Regions from separate parts of the Mus musculus genome. Here region 1 is linked to region 2. A link is a contact called in ENCODE POLR2A ChIA-PET data. All regions are on one chromosome and are shown on one strand. The core of a region is the stretch at or near the end of the contact, and the rest is flanking DNA. Distances in the headings are between cores, read along the strand shown.

Evidence for each region. ChIA-PET counts read pairs that join two places held with the same protein, here RNA polymerase II (POLR2A).
Region 1: POLR2A ChIA-PET joins it to region 2 with 10 read pairs in embryonic stem cell. The contact joins the promoter of Pex10 here to the promoter of Ski in region 2. POLR2A ChIA-PET finds 5 or more read pairs at or near these places in 2 of 5 experiments (Patski and embryonic stem cell).

What each region holds. Positions count from the first base shown.
Region 1 is chr4:155,065,034-155,068,678 of GRCm38, forward strand. It overlaps Pex10 (peroxisomal biogenesis factor 10), which reads left to right and starts at 1,997. Exons shown (of 6, transcript NM_001042407.1): 1 at 1,997-2,141; 2 at 2,790-2,870; 3 at 3,630-3,645. The coding sequence starts at 2,036.
Region 2 is chr4:155,220,631-155,223,840 of GRCm38, forward strand. Ski (ski sarcoma viral oncogene homolog (avian)) reads right to left here and starts at 1,905. Exons shown (of 7, transcript NM_011385.2): 1 at 922-1,905. The coding sequence starts at 1,890.

The DNA of each region.
Region 1 (3,645 bases), core at 747-3,246, 160 kb before region 2:
TCGTCCTTGCCAGACTCCACACTTGCAGGCGTACACACACACACTCTTATGCATGCCACATATCCACATATGCCCACACATATACAAACATGAATATATACACATGCGTACAACACAAACACAATAAATATAATTTAACTTAATAGAGTTAGACAACAGAGTGGTGGGGCTGGAGAGATGGCTCAGTGGTTAAGAGCACTGACCGCTCTTCCAGAGGTCCTGAGTTCAAATCCCAGTAACCACATGGTGGCTCACAAACATCTGTAGTGGGATCTGATGCCCTCTTCTGGTGTGTCTGAGGAGAGCAACAATGTACTCACAAACATAAAAATAAAGAGTTTTTTAGGAGCTGGTGAGATGGGTAAGAGCACCCGATTGCTCTTCCGAAGGTCCGGAGTTCAAATCCCAGCAACCACATGGTGGCTCACAACCATCCTTAACGAGATTTGACTCCCTCTTCTGGAGTGTCTGAAGACAGCTACAGTGTACTTACGTATAAATAAATAAATCTTTAAGAAAAAAAAAAAAAAAAAGAAAACAGAGTGGCCAGAGCTGGCAAACGACATCAGGCAGGACAACAAAACCCACAGCGTGTATGACTTTAGAATTAGTTGTTGAGCTGGGCAGTGGTGGCTCACACCTTTAATCCCAGCACTTGGGAGGTAGAGACAGGCAGATTTCTGAGTTTGAGGCCAGCCTGGTCTACAAAGTGAGTTCCAGGACATCCAGGGCTACACAGAGAAACAGGAGCCTGGCCTTTCTGTCCTCCATCCTTGAAGCAGGAGGAAGAGTTTACAAGGAGAAAGTCACAAGGCTCAGTCTTAGGATCCTTGTGCTTCAGAAGGCAAGGGGTGGGAGGTGGCAAGGGCCGTATGCCCCTTCCGTAAGCAAGAGCTCTCGCTCTACCTCCACCGCAGAGTTCTGGAACCCTGAAACACTGAAGCAAAGGGGGACTCCAGGCCACATGGTCATCCGAGAATCCAGAGAACTGATCTACAATGATGTCACTACTCATCTTGCCCTTCCACTTTCTCTCCTCACTGAAAAGCCTCTTGTTTCCCTGATCTGTGCAGGATCTGTTTGGGTTAACAAGCTCTAGCAGCCCAAGCTAGTAGAAAAGATGGGCTGATAGCTCCACCTGCTGGCCATCTTGGGTTTTGTCCCATAGGAAGAATCCTTGAGAGCCCACAAAGGAAGAACTTGAGGATCAAGGCACCGCTGTGCCTAGGATTTAAGCCCACGGAGAGAGACGCTTACTTAGGCCGTATCCCTGAGAACAACAGATACTTGAATAGTGTTTCTGGTCTTGTTCCCCATGGCTGAGAGAAGAGAATGCAAAAAAGCAGTCGCGTGTAAGGAGCAGTCCAGGCGGGGACACTTAGAACAGGCCATACCCCATGGTTATGGTAGAAATGAGCTTCCAAGTTTGAAAAGTCTTCCAGCACAAGCGGCCTTGGGCCTTCAGAGAATCTACATTTCAAACTGTCACATTTGATTTGGCTAGAAGTTCATGCCTCTGCATGAGCCGTGACTGCCTCCTAGCAGTGGTCAAAGGTGCTATCTGGGATTGCCCAACCCAAGCTGAAGAAACCAGGGCATGGGCAGGGAGGAACTCCAACAACTGGAGCCTTCAGCAGTCCGTTGGAATCACGTGGCTATCCCAAAAGATCCACTTTTGCAGCCCAGAGACACGTACCTCCTGCCAGAAAACTGAACCTGAATCAGGCCAAAAACACATCTGCGAGGCTGAGCTTTCTCGGGGGTCCTACCCACTAGGTATCTACCTCCTCCCTGTCATTACCCGCCACTTCACTGTGCCGCTTCACCCTCCAAGCACAGACCACACCCCTCCCCGGGTAGCCCCACCCCTATGTCGTGGACACGCCCACTACTCCGCCTCCACAGATGTCACGCCTAGGCTCCGCCTTCGCCCGCGTGGTGTTCGCAGCCTCAGCCCCACGACGGACGCACGTCGAGCGTCACAGGCCCCGCCCACGAGGTGCGCAGGCGCGGTGCGAGCTCTGCGATTCGGGCCATGGCGCGGGCGGGTGCCCCTGAAGTGATCCGGGCAGCGCAGAAGGACGAGTACTACCTGGGAGGCCTGCGGAGCGCGGCGGGTGAAGCGCTGCACAGCCTAGCGGGTGAGCGTTCCGGGCACCCAGACAGGCGGCAGCTCCAGAGTTTGCTTGGAAAGCGGGGATCAAAACAGAGGTACACACTGCTGACCACATTGCAGGTCTCTGCTTTAGTGTTTCTCAAGCATTTGCCCATTTATTCTCCAGACGCCCCTACAGGGTGGACCTAACGTCATTACTCTCATAGGTAGACACGTGGATCACACAGGCAGGGATTTGGGATTTCAGAGAGCCGAGGTTTGATACTAAACAGGTCGCCTCTGGCTTATGTTGTTAGCACTACCTAGACTTTCCTGGGCTCCATGTCTCTAGGACAGTACCTGACTCAAGACAGTTACAGTCGGGGCTTCTTAAGAGGCGGTCTTCGTCTCGGAGACATTCCGGTCACCAAGGGCAGCAGAGGAGGTGAAGGGAGAGACGAGTTGTTGAGGGTCGTCTTAGGAGTGACTTGACTTGGACTTTACCTGCCCTTCGGGAGTGACAGGGTTTCTCTGTGTAGCCCTGGCTGTCCTGGAACTCACTCTGGTCAGTCTGGACTCGAAATCTCTGCCTCCCAAATGCTGGGATTAAAGGCGTGTGCCACCACTACCCGGCTGGGAGTCATCTTAAGAGAACCACTTCACCTCTCTAGAGCTAATATTTTTCTTCTCTCAGGTGCAAAGAAATGGCTGGAATGGAGGAAAGAGATCGAGTTGCTCTCGGACATAGCCTACTTTGGCCTCACCACAATTGCAGGTAGCTGTCTGTGCTCGGCAGGTCCTGGGCACTGAGGGGCCCACAACCCACCCAGGTCTGGAGGGGATGCTTGAAGGCTCCTGGAAATCACCTGCATTAGTCTCTGTTTCCGGGAAGGAAGATACTGGCCAGAGGGCACTCACTGCCCCAGACTTTCTCTCAGCAGGATGGGCTTTTCCATTTATGGGGTACGAGGCAGATAAAAAGGAAGAGGCTATCGAGTGGGGGGAAGGGTACGAGCAGGGTCATGGTGAGACACATGGAAAGATCACAAGGTACTCCACAGGGCTGGCCTCAGGAACAGGAAGTCAGGATTCATCGTCTGCATGGTGGAGTACTAGAAGCTAGCTGCAAGCCATGGGTAGGCTTGGGGGCTTTTTATTCTGACTCCATGTGACAGCGTCAGGTAAGCAGTGGTATGTATGCCTGATACTTAGGACTCAGCCATCATCTAGAAGGTAGAAAGCCACAAGATCGGATCCCATCACTTGGACAGGGGTATGAGTTCAGCAGAGGAAGGACTGGAAAACAGAATAAAGACTTAAGGGAGTAGGAACCAACAGGAGATGCAAGGCCCATTCCAGAGTGGCCGTCTCTGTGACATGGTGAAATCACAGCAAGGCCACAGTGGGTTTAACAAGAAGTTGTGCTGGCCTTGGCTAGGTCTCAGGGTGACTGGTGAGGCTGGAGGGGGGACGACGACACAGGCTGGCCCGGAAACTTGTCCCTGGACCCTCATCACTGTGTATTAATCCTCAGGCTACCAGACCCTTGG
Region 2 (3,210 bases), core at 655-3,154:
AATAGCTTGAATTAATTAGGTCTCCCAAGAATAGCTGAGCCAATGCAGCATTCTGTGTGTGCAATTTAATAAGCCTGGATATTTAAAAGTTAAACATACTTAGGATGCATATGCAAAGAAACTTCCTGTGGACTCCAGTGAATGATTTAGGTACCAAGTGGCCCAGGAAATGCCCAAGCAGATCTCACAAAGCTTTCTTTGACTCACATACAACACAGCCTGGGCTGACGGGCCTCCACAACCAAGCACAAGAGCAACATAAGGAAATGGGTGAGACCAAAGAAACTGCAGACCATCAGCAACTCCGGCAGGCCGCTGACCACGCCAAAGTGGCCTTCGACGTGCACAAACAGGAGACACCAGGGGCTGCAAGTGCCAAGTCTCTGCCAAGACAGCTAGCTAGCTTCACTTTAGCTGTCTGTGCCCCAGTATTTAAAGGAAAAACAGGAGAGGCAGTAAACATGCATGGATACTCAGCTGAGGACCACAGGCAAGAAAGCATCCCAGCCACAAGAGAGAAAGGGGCAAGCTTCATTCTCATATGGACAACTCTGTCAAGGTCCCATGGTGATATGGGCCAGAAAGTCACAGCCTAGGTCCAGGCACTCTAACCTCCCAGAGCTTGAAGTTGCCACTTTCTCAGACCTTCAGAGCTTAGCCTGAATGGTCAAGGGCTATGAGCCCCGAGAGGGCTCTCCCGTTTACTCTACTCCATAAGAGCAGCGCTCAGACAACACGAAGATGGCCTTACCCACAAGAGACCGACAAGCCCCCTACTTTTCTAAAATCAAATCAACCCAAGGCCTGATAAGGTCGAACCACGAGCCCCAACCTTTTGAACCCAGAGGACCCAGAGCAGAAGGACCCCACCCACCCACCTTGAGCATAGTTTGCCAACCCCCAAGACCCGGGGACACTTACCCGGGGCACCCTCCGCTTGTACTTGTTGGCATAGTCGAACTTCTCCTTCACGTCGTCCAGGCAGCGGCCAAGGCGGGCCTGCTCCTCCTTGCCCGTGTAGTCCTGGCTCAGCAGGATGTAGGCCCGCCAGTTGGCTGAGTCGAAGCCCCAGTGGCAGGTCCGGTTCTCCAGGGCCTTGTGCGAGTGTACAACGAACTTGTGCGGCGGGTACATGAGGCGGCAGTCGAGGCACTGGATGCAGGCAGCGCTGGGACTGCTGTACAGCTCGGGCACCAGCAGCCCTTTGCACTTGCCGAAGCACTCGTGGTACACGCGGACGCTGCGTTCGCTGAGCTCCAGGCCCAGCGCCAGGCTGGCCGCCAACTCCTTCTTGCAAGGCGGCGGGTAGGCGCCGCCGTAGAGCAGCGCGTTGCACAGGCGCTCGGCGTCCGTCTTAGTGATGAGCCCGCAGGAGGGCGCGGAGAAGGGCAGGATGCCCATGACTTTGAGGATCTCCAGCTGGTCGGCGGTGCAGCGCGAGCAGTAGATGTGCAGCTCATCGCACACGGAGTTGATCTGCTGCAGTGAGAAGTCGCGCAGCACCGAGTTGAGGATCTGCGGCAGGCACAGACGCTTCTCACCTCCCACCACGAAACAAGAGATGGTCTCCCCTTCCAGCACGGTCTCACAGCGCTCGGTGGAGCGGTCCGACGGCATGAAGAAGGGCCCGGGAAGCACGGGCGGCGGCGGCTGGATGGCAGGCAGGTGCAGCACGGGCGGCGGCTCCGCGGCAGTGGGCACCGGCGCCGGCACTGTGGCCGCACCCGCCTCCTTGGCGCTCTCCTTCTTGTAGGCCTCCTGCGCCCAGCGCGCCGAGAAAGCGGCCGGGCCGCCCAGCGAGCTCATGGAGCTCAGGTGGAACTGCTCCAGCGTCTTCTGCAGCCCCGGGTGCGGCTGGAAGCCGCCCCGGCCGGCCGCTGCAGCTTCCATGGTGCGATCGGGCTCCCCCGGCCGCTCCCGCTCCCGTGCGCCCGGGCCCCCACGGCCTCCGCCGCCGCCCCGCGCACCCCGCCGCCGCCCGCGACCGCGGCCACGACCGCCCCCCGTCGCCGGTTCACGGCCGATCACGGCCCCGGCCTCGGCCTCGCCCGGGGGCGCGAAGGCGAAGGCGGGCGGGGCGAAGGGGTCCCGCCGCTGGAGCCCGCCGCCGCCCGGGCCCGGCGCCACATCCACGCGCCCCGCGCCGCGCCCGCCGCCGCCCGGGCCCCCCGCGCGCGCGGCGCGCCGCCGCTGCCCCGCTCCTCCCACCGCGCGGCGCCCGCTCGGCTCGTCCCGGCGGTGCTGACCGGCCGCGTCGCGCCCGCCGCCGGCCCCTGGCGGCCTGCCCGCCCGCGCGGCCGCCTGCCGGCTCCCGGCCGCCCGCTGGCCCGCGCGCGCGGCTCCCGGGACGGCGGAGGCGCCTCTGGCCCGCGGCCTCAGAGCGCCGCGGCGGCGCGGGGCTCTGCGCACTGGGCGCACATCTTTCCGGCGGCTCGCTCCGGCTCGGACTGAGCGCCGGGAGCTGAGCTCACGCCGCCGCGCGCCGCCCCGCCCCGTACCGCCCCGCCCCGCCCGCGCCAGCCCCGCCTCCCGCGTTGTTTGTTGCCGTGCGTCCGCCTCAGCCGGAGTGCGGGCCAGGAATGTGACCAGCTCCGGGCGGGCTCTTCCAAGAACGCGCGCTCCCCCTCCCGGGCTCAGTGGCGCTCGGCTACGCCCGGACCGGACTCGGCCAAGCTCGGCTTTGTCCGCCCACAGCTCGACTCCGCTCGGCTCCCCCGTACCGGAGCTCGGCCCCTCTCGGCAGTGCTCGGCCCCGCTCGGCCCTACTCGGTACCGGCTCGGCCCTGCTCGGCCCTACTCGGTCTCGCTCGGCCCCGCCTTGTGGAGGCCACTGGAGGCGGCCACAGCGGAGGCGCCTGGGGCCCCCCTTCCGGCCGAGGCCGCTTCCTGCGCGGCTGGGAAGACTCCGGTCCTGCTGCCACCACGGTCTTGGGGCCCCCGAAACCCACAAGGCCCCTGCCACAACCACAGGCCAGCTGAGCGGCGGTCCGCAGTAGATCTGCGCCGCTGCCGCCCTACATCCCGGGGTTCCCGTTCTAGGTAGACACTGTGAAGTAACCTTCACTCCCCACACTGCTGGACGTCGTGCTCCACGAGACACTCATAACAAGGACACCACAAAACAAAACCCAGGTTCCCTTCCTCATAGCAAGGATGCCACAAAACATTCGGGTTCTGATACAAGAACGTCTCAAAGCACCCTAGGGTCGC